3 separate regions of the Homo sapiens genome follow, and all the other regions are linked to region 3. Evidence: chromatin loops called from intact Hi-C (ENCODE). Cell type or tissue: IMR-90. All regions are shown on one strand. Region 1 overlaps GALNT10 (polypeptide N-acetylgalactosaminyltransferase 10). Region 2 overlaps GALNT10 (polypeptide N-acetylgalactosaminyltransferase 10). Region 3 overlaps GALNT10 (polypeptide N-acetylgalactosaminyltransferase 10).

Region 1 (5,000 bases), 170 kb after region 3:
CAGTGCTGTTTCTGCAAGGCTCAGTGGCATCAGAGATTGAAACTCTGAAATATTCCACTTGGGAATTGATCTGATTACACAGAGTAGTGAAGATTCCTGAACGAAGCAAACTATATCTGAGTCCTATCTTCAGCACATAACTTGTTAGCTGTGTAGCCTTGGACAAGAAATGTTTTCTGGACCTTGTCTTGAAGTGAAGGTGTTGAACTGGGACCTGCTTCCCTCACAGGGTTGTGAAAATCAGATGAGATGAAGGTTCGCAGACGCCTCTGGCTTGGGTGCTAGGCACGAGGACACCCTGGTGAGAGGAGCATTCACAGAACTTGCCCTCATAAGCTTAGGGTTGAGTGAAAGAGACAGTGAGGAATTCCATAAATATGCAGGGTAATCTGAGCTGAGTGCCTTGAAGGATGAGTTCCAGGCCTTTGCAAGGGGCTGACCTAGGAACCTGCTGTGGTTTGGGTACATCAGGAAAGGCTTTGTAAGGAGTTGAATTGGCACTGGGATCTGAAGGATGAGCAGGAGTTAACTGGGAGGAATTGTATGGAGGCTTTGGGATGTCAACCAATCCAGGTAGAAGGACGAGCACGGGCAGAGAACCTGAGGCTGAAGGAGACATCCTGGGGCCTTTGAACACCAGAAATAAGATAGTAAGGGAGGGAGCATCGTTGAGGGAGGGGGCAAGACGAGGCTGAAGAGGGAACAGAGACTGACTGTGCACACCTTGCCATATGACCTTTCTTCCAAGAGCCAGGGGAAGCCATTGAAGGGTTTAAATTTAAGCAGGAGAGTGGAAGAGTGACAAGATGCAATGTACTGCTGCTTTTAAAGACTGCTCGAACTGCTACAAACAGACTAGACTACAGAGGGGCGAGCCCTAGCCAGTGCAGTAGGCCGTGGAGTGCAGTGCTCCAGACCAGGCTCAGCAGAGGCTGCCAGCAGGCTGTATTCCTGCCATGTCACTGTCACAGTGCCAGTGTGTGAGAATCTTACTGCTCCTATCTTAGTTTCCTAGGGCTGCTGTAACAGAGAACCAAAAACTGGATGGCTTAAAACAGAAGTTCATTCTCTCACAGTTCTGGAGCCTCCAAGTCCAAAATCAGTGCCATGCTGTCTCTGAAGTCCTCGGGAGGATTCCATGCCTGTTCCCAGCTTCTGGTATTGCTGGCAAGCCTTGGCATTCCTTGGCTCATAGACTCACTACTCCAGTCTCTGCCTCCATCATCACACAGTATCCTCTCTGTGTGTCTGGGTCCAGATTTCTCTCTTCTTAAAAATATACCAGCCATTGGATGAGTGCCCACCCTAATCCAGTATGACCCCGTCTTAACATAACTACATCTGCAAAGACCCTGTTTCCAAATAAAGCCACATTCACAACAACCAGGGGTTAGGACTTCAATATGTCTTTTTGGGGGACATGATTCAAGCCACAACAACTCCTCCTTATGCCACAGTCCACCCGGTAGAACCATCATCAGAGTCCTAAGAACCCTTCAGACCAGACAGGAGGGAGAGGCTCCACTTTAAGACAGGAATCAAGAGAGCCAGAGGCCCCAGACACACCACAGTGTGTGTGTGTGTGTGTGTGTGTGTACACACACACACACACACACGTGTGCACACACTCAGGGCAGCATGTAGAGAGAGGACTGTGGGAAGCGTGGGCCCTGAGTTCTGGCCTCACTCAGACCTCACCAGCTGAGAGAGTTGGGGCAAGGCTTTCCCTAGGTCTCAGTTTTCTCTCCAGTAATATCAGAAGTGATGTTACCTGCCTGCCCCATTCTCCTTGCATTGGCTCTGAGGAGTCCTTGGGATAATCAAGTATTTCCTGAGAAGTTACTGCCTGCCCAACACTGAGATAACTTACTGGGAGTGTTCTTGGCAGAGGAACAAGAGTTACACAAGTTGAAGTTGTTACATCCTTCTCCGTTAATCCCCTGGGCTCTTCTCTTACAGCTTGGTGGTTACAAGTACAGACTCCATTCGCTTCCAAATCATCCCGTGGGCAGGGACAGAGATGAAACAAGAGACATAAAGCTAAAGGATGGGTCTATGGAAGGTTCATCATTCTATTCTACTTTTTAAATATATGTTTGCAGTGATTCTTAATGTTTAAAGTTTAACAAAGAAAACTACAGACTCTGGAGCCAGATTGCCTGGGTTTTAATCCAATACCTGCCACTTACTGTGTGGAGCTTGGAAAAGTTACTTAACCTCTCTGTGCCCTCAGTTTCCTCATCAGCAAAATGAGGGTACTAATTAGTGACTAGCATCATAGAGGTTTTGTGAATATTAAAGGATTAAACAGGTGTAAAGCTTCTGGGGCTGTGGTTCGAGTGAGTACTAAAAAACGTGTTAGCCATTGTTTGGAGAAAGTGGGCACCGAAGAACTACATGTTGCTGTGCTGAAGTAATCACTGTGAGCTTCATGGAATCATGCATTCAGCTTTGGAGATCTTCTAAGTCATGCCTGCTACTTGGAATCTGAGTTTGGGTTTTCTGAAGCAGATCCTGGGACAGTGCAAATAGTTTATTTGGGAGGAGATGCCAGGAAATATCAGCAAGAAAGTACATAAGTAAGAACAGAAAGAGGGGCCACCAGGAAGAGTGCCTGTGACAGGCAGCACTGCAGGACAGGCAGCACTGCGGGCGGCTATGCATGGTCCACTGAGAATTCTGGGAGCCAGCATGGAGCATGTGCTCAGTGTCATCCCACCTGAGGGGTGAGGGAGCTCCGGGGGTTGTTGGCCGAGGTCCGACACATGGACCTCGGCAGCCCCTGGGGCAGAATGGCAGATGCTGGCAGGTTGCAGGCAGGCAGGCATGAGACCAAATGCTGAGAGGGGGTATGGGTGGGGCACCAGATGTGTGTGCCACAGAATCCATCTGTCAGCTCTGATAAGTGCTCATCTAACACCTGTGTAATGCCTTACAATGATGGGCTTTCCCACCTTCAGAATCAGCCTCGGTGTCTATTGGATGGCTCTGAGTCATTATTAAATTAGGGGTAATAAGGATAAAAACAGTTCTGTGCTGTTTACAATCAGGGCAGCCCCTAGAATAGGGGTGATGAGTATGTGGCATTAGGGATGCTGTGTCAGACGCTGAGGCATCTCTTCTCAGTCCTGACACTTTCATACTGAGCCAGGATACAGCCTCAGAATCTTTCTTAACAGAGCTTTAGGTGTCCCTTCCAAACCCATCAGTGTAGGCACTTTGGTGAAGGCAGGTTGTCAGCCCTGCCTTAGGGCTTATGAAGCTGGCGTAAATCTGAGGCTGGAAAAAGCTCTGAGCTAGGTTATAATCATGCTGTGTCAAGGACCCACTGTTTGATTCTAGGTACATTTAACTTCTCTGGCTCTCCCTGCTCTTCTCTGGGTAGAATGAAGGGACTAACTAAAGCGAGGCAGACATGAAGTTTGGTGCAGTAGCAAGAGCCTGCTCTTTTACAATCAAGCAGGGTGAATCTTAGACCTTGGCATCATCATTTATAAACTATGTTCCTTGAGCAGCTCGTATCATCCACTCTGAGCCTCGGCATCTCCTTCTATAGTAGCCAGTTTGTGGTGGTGGTGTGGGTGTCAGAGATAATATAGATGAAATAGGGAGCTTCGCATGCAAGCAGGGGCTCTATAATTGTTCCCTATAATTGTCATCATAATCATCATCATCTTCATTTAAAGTCCCCCCCAGCTCTAAAACTCTATGCCTTTATGAAATGTCCTCATCTAGGAAGATGGTGTGGTAAAATAGGGCAACGGCCCGATTTTGTGTAAATGTGCTGTCTAATAAGGACAAGAGAAGCATAATTGCCCCTAAATAATTGCTCTGACTTTACCACAAGCTGTCAGAAGGCCTTAATTGGTCACTCTGTAATGACTGTGGCCATCTGCATTCGGGGTGATTTAGCGATGGGGCTTTGCCCAAGCAGGGGCCTCAATGATTAGAGCCGGCCAGGGTGATATTTATCCCTCTGATGGGAGTAGTGGTGTGTGGTACAGGAGATTATCTCATTCTCGTTGTAATGACCTATCAGTTGAACCCAGCCAAGAAGAAGCGGTGGTCACAAACAATGACTATGGATTTTTTTCTTTTTTCGAACATAGTGTTCCTGACCAAACAGCAGCATATTTGGAGTGTGATCATGCCTCTTGCTTTCTTGTCTTGTTGCCCAAGAAAGTCTCTTTTGGAAAGATTTAGTCCCTCAATTAGGGCAAATTGATTTCTGCTTTCTACAGAGTCACTGTACCAAAGAGAAGTGGGAAAGGGCGAGGGAAGCCATATTAATCTTTGTGCACAAGCAAGAAAAGACCTGGAGCATTTTTTAGCCTTCTAGCCTCTGGTTGTATGTATGTAGATCATCTTTTCTCTGTATTCTAATTTCTCCTGCCTACAAGATGCCAGACAACATAACACGAAACACACTTCATCTCAATGAAGTTCCTGGTGACAAAAATCAAAGTGATGGAAGCAGTGTTTCCCTAAGTGTACCAGCACAAAAGTCATTTTTTTCACTCATTCATTCATTCATTCATTGAGACAGGTTCTTGCTCTGTCATCCAGGCTGGAGTGCAGTGGCTCGATCATGGCTCACTGCAGCCTCAACCCGGTTCAAGCGATCCCCCCACCTCAGCCTCCTGAAGTGCTGGGATTATAGGCACAGTGCCTGGCCCAGAAGTGAGTTTAAGTCACACCTAAAATATTACAGGTGGTTCAGAGACTTTGCATTAAAAGTAACACTGGATAACGTGGAGGGAAAGCCTTCTCTTTTCAATTCTTTTTCATTCTTCTGATCACCTCAAATGAGGAGCCTTGGTTGGTTTTCCACAGCTCCCTCCTTGATGAAGAGAGGGCAGACTTTAAGCTCATAGTTGTGGAGAGGCAGGAGTATCTGGTAGAAATCTAAAATCTTACAACAAATTCTTATTTGTTGGAGATTTTTAATTATTAGCTCTTTATTAGAAATGATACCAATTTTTCATCTATGGTGTTTAAAG
Region 2 (5,000 bases), 79 kb after region 3:
AAAGATTAAATGAAACTATAGGTCTAAGTGCCTGGTATATTGCCTTGCCCATGATAGGAGCTCAATAAATGTGGGTCACCATCATCGTCACCAAATTCCTGGACAAGTCAGAAAATGGCCTTGCCACCTCTTCCTACGTGTTCTTGGTGAAACCTGTAACCTCTCAGGACCTCATTTTTCCTTATCTGTAAATTACAGGTACTCAACCAGCTCAGGAATTGCAAATTGGTGGCCTGCTAGATAAAATCTAGCCTGCAAACATGTTTGTTTATCTAATGTAATAAACTAAAAATCAAGAAATAGCCCCTAGAAATCTGAATTTTCCAGCTGCTCTTTGAAAAATGAACATCTAGTTCCATTGGCCCTCACTTGGCAACAGTTGGCTGGAGCTGGGGTAGCAGCTGCCCCTCACATGGGCATGCATGCACTCGCCTCTCCCCCAGCCATCATATTTCTGCAGTGCCTTACACCTGGCCACTCCCCCTTCACAACATACATAAGCAGCTGAGTTTCCAACGTCTGGATTGGAAGGTTTCAGGAATTCTGTGGCTTTCTCCTGGTTCTGACACTGGCTCATTCCATGACCCTGAGTGTACTCCTTCACCTCTCTGGACTACCACATCACCGTCTATAAAACGAATGAGTTGAGCTTCCAGACTCAGCTTTCTTTGGGTCTTCTATTCAGTTCATAAACATTTACTGAGTTGCTCCTATTTCCAGGAATTCTAAAAAGCACGTGGGAGGATACAGAGATGAATAAAAATGGGTCTGGCCCAGAGATGTTTTATAGCAATGCCTCTCAAAATGTAGTCTGCAGACCAGCACCAGTTCACAATGAGATAGATAGGGGAATTGAGGATAGTTGTTCAGAAACTTTTGTTGTAGTTTGATATTGCCATGACAGCCAGGTGCATGCTCAGTAGACTTATCTTGTTGAATAGACATAGAGCAGTTCACATGCTGTCAGGCTCGTGTGGTGAATTGCATGTGACACAAGCTGCACACTTGTTTCAGTTACTATTGGTGCTTAACAAATTGCCCCCAAACTTAGTGGCTTTAAAAGAACAACAGTCATTCATTTCTTCAAATCTACAATTTGAGCAGGACTTTGCAGAACACTTTATCTCTGCTGCACACAGCGCCTGCCAGGTGGGTCAGCAGGGGCCACAGCATCCACTTCCAAGATGGCTCATTCGCATGACTGGTGAGGTGGTGCTGGCTGTCAGTTCCTTTCCATGTCGACCTCTCCATAGAGGAGCTTCTTCATAGCATGGTGGCTGGGATCCAAGAATGAATGTCCCAAGAGAACAAGGAAAATGTGCCTGGCACTTTTATGATCTAGTCATGTAGAAATCAGAAGTCACTTTGCATCTCTGCTGCCAAACTCTATTGATTGAAGCATTCACAAAGGTTTGCCCAAGTTCAAAGGCAGAGGATGGAAATTCCATCTCTCAGTGAGCTTGTGGAAAGGTTGTAGAAGAGCACAAGGGACAGAAGATTTCATTGCAGCTAGCCTTTGAAAATACAATCTGCCATACTATTGAGAAGTATATCATGTTCCTGTTGCTGTGTAACAAGTCGCTACATATTTAGTGGCTTAAAACAATAAGAATTTATTAGTTCAGAGTTTTACAGGTCATGAGTCTAACTAAGCTGACTAAACAGGAGTTTCTGCTTAGGGTCTGACAAGGCCAAAATCAATGTTTCAGCCAGGCTGGGCTCTTATCTGGAGGCTCTGGAGAAGAGTCCACTTCCAGACTCATTCAGGGTGTTGGCAGAATTCAGTTTTTTGCAGTTCAGGATTGAGGCCCCTGGTTTTTGTGCAGGCCAGGGGTTGCTGTCTGTTCCTAGAGGCTACCCATACATGGCCCCCTTGATCTACAAAACCAGCAATGCCATATTTAATTCTTCTCTCTCTTCAAATCACTTTGACTTCCTTCAGTACCGCCAGATGGAGAAAGCTCTCAGCTTTTTGTGTGTGATTAGGTTAAGTCGACCTGGATAATCTCCTTTTTGCCATATAACTTGATGTAATCACAGGAGTGATATCTCATCATATTCACAGGTTCCATCTCCACTCAAAGGGGAGGGGATTATAGGAGGATGAAGGTCATTGGAAGTCATTCTTAGAATTCTGCCTACCACAGATGGTTTCATTCACAGTGAATTAGAAATTGAAGTGGTTCTTCATTACAGATAGTTTAAAAACACTAGTTTAGAGTCCAGTAAGAGGGAATAACATGTATATAAATGGCTATAGTTTAAGACTTTAAGTGGTAACTTCCAAAAAGAGAGAGGCAGACAGAGTGCAGTGAGAGGTCAGTGGAAGGGAGATTATTTTGTAAGCGGAGCGGGGATAGAAGTGGGGCCTCTTGAAGATGTGGTGTTTGAACTGAACCTCAGAAGATAGGTGTTGTTTGGATCTTAAAAAATGAGGTGGGAGGACAAGATACAAACAGTTCTGTTTCTATTTTGGCACCTTAGCTTGCAAACACAGAACGGAACTGAATCCTCTCTAAGGTCATTTGATTCCTCCTTACCATAAACAATGCTGTATAACAAATTACTCCAAAGCTCAGTGACCTCAAACAACAACCATATGTTGTTGCTCAAAGGACTACACATCAGTCGGGTGGTTTCTCTGGCCTTGGCTGTGCTGACTCATGTATCTCTGGTCAACTGGGGCTGGGCTGGGCAGCTCTGCTAAACTTGGCTGGGGTCTCTCATATCCTTGGGGCTTGGCTCTCTGTCAGCTGTCTAGGATTACCTCAGTTCTTCTCCACATGTCTTATCTTCTGCTTGCCTCTAACATCTTTCTAGCATACTAGGCTGGGTTTGTTCTCATAGAGGAGGAAGAAGGATGAGAAATAAGTATGAAAGAGTACAAGTCTCTCGAAGCTTGGACTCAAGCTGGCACACTGTCACTTCTACCTCATTCTTTTGGCCAAGGCAAGTCACAGAGCCAGACCAACTTCAATAGGTGTGGAAAGAGACCCACTTTTGATGGGAGGAGCTGCACAATCCCTTTGCAAAGGGCCTGGGATGGAGGATTGAGACCACTTTCACAATCTACTATAGTAATCCTGAGAAATCTTCCTAAACTCTAGAATGAAAGAAATTCAAATGCATTGTTTCTCAAGCTAAGCCAAGGCTTTTGGAGAAATCTGCATGTAATAAACCATTTGGAAAAGGTACAGTGACCCATAAACCAGAGTTATCAGAAGCCAGGCTTATAAAATAGTCTACAGTCTTCTTTGTGAGTGAAAGACAAAAGAGGAGTATTTCAGGGCAACTTTATTACCTTTACTCATGTGGTACTCATTATCAACACCCAGCCCCGGTGCTCCTCTGCAAAACTGTTCCCAGAACCATTCTTCTGGCTTCTGAGAATTTGTGGTTCTTCTCCCAGGTCCCAGTAGCAGTTTTTGAAATGAAAGGATCTCCAATCTGTCCTGTATCATAGACATAAATCATTGTCTTTTATGATATTCCCTGGAGTACCTAACCTAAGGCCAAAAAAATAGTAATTGCACAATAAACATGTTTTAGGTGAATGGATAGATGGATGAATGGATGAATGAGTGGACCAGATGGGTGACGGATGCTTCAGAAATTGACTGAAACCTTCCTTTGGAAAATGTTAACATAAACTTTATTTCCCTCCTTCCAAGTTAGTATGTCAGTTTGAAATCTTGGTGTAGTTGTTTCATGTCTGTGAGCTTTTTTAAAACAAAACAAAACTGGATTGCACACTGCCAAGGGGAAGAATCATGTTGTATTCTCCCTCATCAACCCAATCTTATAAGCATCAAAAAAGTCTGTGAGCTTCCTAGGGTATTAATCATTGTCTAGTGGGTGGGGGTAGATGAGTGGTTGTTGGAGTTGGGGACTTCTAGTCAAATAAACTTGTGAAATGCTGGATTAAACAAAGTTAGACAGCTTTCTTTTCTGTGTGACTTCAAAGAGCCTTTAATATGCTAATATACTTTATGAATCACCAGAAGGGTATTAGAATATGTAAGAGTTGAAAATGAGAAGAATTGGCTTTTTTAGAGGGGAGGAGAAGGGAGGTATTTTTTTATTGTGCTAAATGAATATAATAGTTGTCATTTTAACCATTCATAAGTGTACAATTGTGTGGCATTAAATATGTTCACAATGCTATGTAACCATTACCACTATCTATACCCAATTTTTTAATGATTCCCAACAATAACTCCCTGTAAACAACAATCCCCGTTCTTACTCCCCTGTAACCTCTGTTCTACTTTCTGTCTTTATGAGTTTGCCTATTCTAGGTACCTCATATAAGTGGAATCATACAATGTATGACCTGCTGTGTCAGGCTTGTTTCACTAAGCATAATATGGTCAAGGTCTATCCATGTTGTAGTAGATATCAAAATTCCATTCTTCTTTATGACTTAATAATATTCCATTTTATATATATGTCACATCTTGTTTCTACCTTCATCTATTAATGGACACTTGAGTTGTTGCTACCTTTTGCCTATTGTGGTAATGTGACTATTATGAACATTGGCCTAGGAATGTCTGTTTGAGTCCCTGCTTTCAGTTCTTTTAGATACATACCTAAAATGGAATTGTTGGATCATATGGTAGTTCTACATTTAACCTTTTGGAAACCACAAAAGTTTTTAACAGCAGCTGCACCATTTTGCATGTTTACTAGCAGTGCACAAAGGTTTCAATTTCTCCACCCACATCCTCACTAACACTTGTTGTTTTCCACTTTTTAAATTATAGCTAGCCTAGCAGGTGTAAAATGATATTTAATGCTAGTTTTTGTTGTTGTTGTTGTTGTTGTTGTTTTGTTTTTTTTTTTTTTTTGAGATGGAGCTTTGCTCTTGTTGCCCAGGCTGGAGTACAATGGCACGATCTCGGCTCACCACAACCTCCGCCTCCCAGGTTCAAGTAATTCTCCTGCCTCAGCCTCCCAAGTAGCTGGGAGTACAGGCATGCACCACCACACCCAGCTAA
Region 3 (5,000 bases):
GCATCCCATATATGTGTCAGAACTGGTAAGGGAAGGCCTTGAATAAGAGTCTTGTTTCTCCAGAGAACCTTTCTCCTCATGCGCAGTGGAGTGGGGAAAGGAGGTAGCGCATATACACCTGAATTCCCGCAGCAAGAAGTGTATCATGGCCTCCCTGCTGGAAATGTCTTAAGGTAGGAACACATCCTCCTCTAGCACAAAGCACAAGATTTGGCTCTTGGAAGACAGGATGTGTTTGCTGAATGATTGAAATATATCAGAGCAGGCAGGGGGCTGCAGAAGTCATCTAGTCCAATCTCCTCAATTTGTAGGTATGAAAACTGAGGCCGAGAAAAAGGGAAACAAATTAAACAAGTTCCCATAGGGAGGAACGCAGATCAGAATCCATTCTCCAAGTTCTTGTTCTATTTCACCATGAGAAATTTTTTCCCTCCATATACTAATATTTGATCCTTCTCTACCATTATTTCTTTCAGGAGCCAAGATTATCACCCCAAATTTTGGAGGCCACTGCTTAATGAGACCAATTATCTGCTGGAACCTATCTGGCTATTTTTTTGTAGATCTATTTTTGTACATTTTCTTTCCAACATTTTATAGTGTTTTGTTTTTGTTTTTGTTTTTTTTTGAAACGGAGTTTTGCTCTTGTTGCCCAGGCTGGAGTGCAATGGCGTGATCTCGGCCCATCGCAACCTCCACCTCCCAGGTTCAAGTGATTCTCCTGCCTCAGCCTTCCCAAGTAGCTGGGATTATAGGCATGCGCCACCAAGCCTGGCTAATTTTGTATTTTTAGTAGAGATGGGGTTTTTCCGTGTGGGTCAGGCTGGTCTCGAACTCCCGACCTCAGGTGATCTGCCCACCTCAGCCTCCCAAAGTGCTGGGATTACAGGCGTGAGCCACCATACCCAGCCTCATTTTATAGTTTTAAAAGCAACTAAAATGGATTAAAATTTAAGGTGGCAAAGGGACAAGAGTAGAGGAATTAAAGGCTGGGAAGTACATGGCACCATTACTGCTATCCCTGACAGACAGAGAGAACTTGAGCCTAAGAACCACCTCAGATTCTCTATCAGTTGCAAGTAACAAAACAAATTGAGCCATGTGGGCTGAAATGAGTAAGGGAATATATTGGCTCCTGTGACTGTAGTTGGCTTCAGGTATGGTGTGATCTAGAGGTTTGTGGCATTGTCAGGGCTCGGTCTCCTTTCCTCTGGTTTCTGTTGGTTCTGACTTTCTCTGTGTGTTGGCTTTGTTCTGTTTTGAGGCTCCATGGCAGCAAAAAATGGTAATAGCTCTTTCAGACCTCAGATCCACACCTAGATCCTAGAGGAGAGGGTCTGTCTCCTCTGGTAGCTTCTACAAAAGACAGAGAACATCTTTTCTATAAGCTCTAGCAAGATCTTAGGTCTTACCGGTCTACTTTGGATCTAATGTGCTGTCTGAACCATTCGCAGATTTCAGGAGGAGAAGCTGTATTGATTGACTTAACGTACCCTAGAGCTAGGAGTGGAGTCAGGTTACCCAGATCTAAGAAGAGCAGTTCCCCAGAGAAGACTCTGGGTGCTGCTTTTGGGAAGAGGAGAAAGATATCTAGAGAAGAAGCCCACAAATATCCACTCCAGAGTCCTGCTGACACAGTGTTCCAGGCAGTAATCACTCCTTGGGGATGAGATTTGGTCCTGGAGAGAAAACCCCTTTGCCACCCTGGACCCATTTTTGGGCACCGAACCTGCAGTCTGGAGGTCTGTGTTCTCATTCCAGCACTGCCACCCCTTGGCTGAGATGATTAGCTGTGTGGACCTCAGTTTGTTGCTGAGGACGGCTTGGGTGCAAATGCTTGCCAACACACAGTGGAGGGTGGAGATAAAGAGCAATTGAAAGCTGTCTTTATTGAATCTTACTTACCCGTTCTGCCGCTGCCTTCCTTTCCCCTCACAGACGTCCCGAGAACTGTCTCCCCTGCCCCCATACACACTAAAAGTCAATTCATTGAAAATTTCTCTCAAGCTGAAAAAGAACTTCTGTCTCTGCAGCTTCCACGTTTTTTCTGCCTGGCCCTCTTAGCTGGAGGAGGTGGAGTGTTCATACTTTGGAAGCTAGAGGAAGCTAAACAATTCTGCTTGCTGTGGTGGGTGGGTGTGTATTTATGCGTGTGTAGCTTTCTCTCCATGTGTCTCTCTTCTCTCCCTCTTATCTTTGAATGGTTCCTGTTTGCTGCCCTCTGCTGAGTGTAGATAGGAGAGAAAAGAAAAAAGCAGGCCTATTTTTTTCCTTCCCTATGGCTTTAAGAGAATGCTGAGCTTCAGATGTTAAATTGTCTTCAGTTTTCTCAGGTGATGAAAGCCACAGCATAAAATGATACTGATCCAAAGAATGATGATGATATGGCTGATAATGAGGTTGATAATGTTAATAGTAGTAATAGCAGTTACCATTTATTTAGCACTTACTCTGCTAGGTCCTTTACCTGTACATCTGTTAAATATTGTTGTAACCAGGTAGGAAAGAAGGAGGGAACTGAAGCTCGAAGAGGGGCAGGTGCTTGCCCAAGGATGCACAGCCTGTAGTGGTGGAGCTGGTATTTGAACTCTGACCTAGTGCTGAGTCCTTAACCACCATACTTCCTCCATATCTGAGCAGGACAAAGGACCTGTCTTCCACCCCTGCCCGTTAAGCCCTTCCTGCAAGCCTGGACATCTGAGCAGGTGAGAGGGACCATTGCCCTAAGACAGCCTCTTCAGTAGCTGAAGTGGAGCACATAAGGTCATGTGGTGGTGGTGTGTGCTGGAAGAGAAACCTCTACCTCAGCCTCCTCCTGTCTCCGTTCCTCTTGGTTTGAGGCATGTGGGGCTGCGTATAGTGCTCTAGCTTTGGAGCTACACTGCCTGATTCAAAACCCGAGGCTTGGGCAAGCTTGACCTGTGTGCCTGGAATTCTTGGTCTGTAAAATGGTAGTAATGTTAACTGTGGCAGAGAGTTCTCTTGAGGGTTCAGTGAGTCACTGTGGGTAAAACCCCAAACACAATGCTTGGTACAGAACAAGTGCTTGGTAAACATGGTGATGCCGCTGCCTTTGTGAAGTGCCTCGCCTATGGCAGGGACTCAATTCTCTGTGGCTTCCCTTTGGCGGAGGTAGGGAGGGCTGCATAACATTGTCTTTGTCTAGAAGGTGAGCAATTCGAAGATAAGTGGTTGGCTTAACAGCACAGGGTTCAGAAGAACTGGAAGAAGCCAGGTGGGTGCAGTCTCTGATTATTGGAGGTGGGAAGGAAATTGTGCATGCAGAGGCTGCTCTTGGTACCCCTCTTCCTGAAACTTCGGAATGCGAAGCAATTGTTGGGGATGCCTTCTCAACTCCCACCCTGGGACAACCCAGACCCTCTGTATCCTTCTAGATTCAGCTCATAGCCTGCTGCCTCCAGGAAGTGTTCTTTGGTTACTCCAGCCCCCAGGGGTCACTCAAGGGTCTTAGCTCCTCTGAGCCTTGATTTTCTCATCTGCCTACTTAGATCAGAGGCCCTCTAGAAGATTTCTAACATCCTTCTTCCCTGCAGCCTTGCCCCTAGACCTGACTAACTCCTGCCAGGGCAGCCTAGGTTAGCATTCTTCCCAACCAGGGCCCGGAGACCTGTATATAAATCTGTCACGCAATGCTGTAATTGTTTTTAATCTGTCCAGACTGTCTGCTTCCTAAAGGCAGGAACTAACCTCTCTCTTGGTCACTCTTGTTTGCCTAAAATATTTGCTGAATGGCTGAGGGGGTGAGTGAGTAAGTGAATCATATGGTTGGTACTCAGTAACTGCTGGCTGCATGCTGGAAGCTTAGCCTTAGGAATGGTTCTTCTTGAACTTCAGGGTGCTTCACAATCCCTAGGGAGCCTGTTAAGGATGGTGACACCAGGATCCATGCCCAAAGAGCATGAAGGGGCTGGTTTGGGCTTGGCCAAGGATCACATATTTAACAAATCCTACTGAGGGTCCAACAGGGAACTCCTCTCCACCCACCTGACAGGAGACAGACCTCTCTTTCCCCAGGGACCCACTCCATTCTCCCCAGGAGTGCTTCAGGACCCGCCCTTGAACTTCTGTTCCTGGGAAGTGTGTTTATCTGCAGCTTCCCAAGTTGTCAATCAGCACCCACAGGGGAGCTCTGTGGTACTTTTAGCAGTGGCACTGTATCTGATGCAAGCAGATCAGGCTCCAGTTCAGGACAGGGATGGGAGGTGCACTTTGGAATCCCTCTCCTGTGGGCTGCGAGGATTGGCTGGGGCGGTAGAGCTTTATTTTCCTTTGATGCCCACAGTCTGCTGCTCTTCCAGGATGCGTGCTCTGCCTTCCTGCCATGGGCAAGGATGAGGTAGGTGCCTCTACGTGGGTGTTGGGCTGAACTAGGGGGTCTCTTGGGAAGGGTTAGTATTGTGGAGACCCTGTAAACCTCTCCCTTGTACTGGAGAGAGCAGAGGAGAGAGTGTGGAGTTGGGAACCAATGTGACCTGATCCTCAGGCCCAGCTCTGCCACTTGCTGGCTCTGTGCCTGACCTCTGGGGCTTCCTGCTCCTTCTCCTAAAATGAGCAAAGTCATCACTACTTCCTAGTGTCATGGTGATGATTAGATGAAATTAAATAACAGTTGTGAGGATTGAGGTACAGAGAGGTCAGGTAACATATCCAGGGCCACGCAGCTAGGAAGTGATGGAAACAGGATTCCAATCCAGCTGGGATGCTTCCTTCCGGTATCTGCGCCAGCCACTGACTGGATGGTCTGGGGCGAGTCTGTGGGTCTGCCCCTGCTCACAGGGACTTGCGGAGGCCTCAGTGGGAGGTTATCACTGAGACCCCCATGAGCCTGGTTCTTGTTGTTGGCTCCAGAAAGCTCTTTCAGCTGAATACCCAGGCAGCCGTGCCAGGGCAGGGATTATAGCAAGTCCCATGTGCCGCCTGGATGCTGCACTCGGGCAGCCTCTCACGAGCCCAGTTCGCCAGGGTTCTGTGTGTGTGTG

Evidence for each region. A loop is a pair of places that touch in the nucleus more often than their neighbours do. Peaks named below come from ENCODE experiments on the same cell type or tissue, not always from the same donor. Only the 100,000 strongest peaks of a DNase experiment are listed, where the experiment ranks them.
Region 1: it touches region 3 in a loop (4-fold over the local background); 11 of 110 quality-filtered maps call a loop at or near these places.
Region 2: it touches region 3 in a loop (3.0-fold over the local background); 23 of 110 quality-filtered maps call a loop at or near these places.

The regions. Positions count from the first base shown.
Region 1 is chr5:154,369,968-154,374,967 of GRCh38, forward strand. All of the region lies in intron 4 of GALNT10 (polypeptide N-acetylgalactosaminyltransferase 10), which reads left to right. Among named protein-coding and RNA genes, the nearest start is that of MIR1294, 25 kb to the left of the region's middle. RefSeq lists an enhancer at 73-731. In IMR-90, no CTCF peak of the experiment used is centred here; a DNase peak (open chromatin) is centred at 1,914; H3K27ac peaks cover 260 bases.
Region 2 is chr5:154,274,471-154,279,470 of GRCh38, forward strand. The region is part of intron 1 of GALNT10 (polypeptide N-acetylgalactosaminyltransferase 10); the gene reads left to right. Among named protein-coding and RNA genes, the nearest start is that of MIR1294, 70 kb to the right of the region's middle. RefSeq lists an enhancer at 2,509-2,558. In IMR-90, no CTCF peak of the experiment used is centred here; a DNase peak (open chromatin) is centred at 2,661; H3K27ac peaks cover 480 bases.
Region 3 is chr5:154,195,312-154,200,311 of GRCh38, forward strand. All of the region lies in intron 1 of GALNT10 (polypeptide N-acetylgalactosaminyltransferase 10), which reads left to right. Among named protein-coding and RNA genes, the nearest start is that of GALNT10, 7.1 kb to the left of the region's middle. In IMR-90, a CTCF peak has its summit at 2,218 (motif pointing left); DNase peaks (open chromatin) are centred at 2,170 and 3,740; H3K27ac peaks cover 2,383 bases.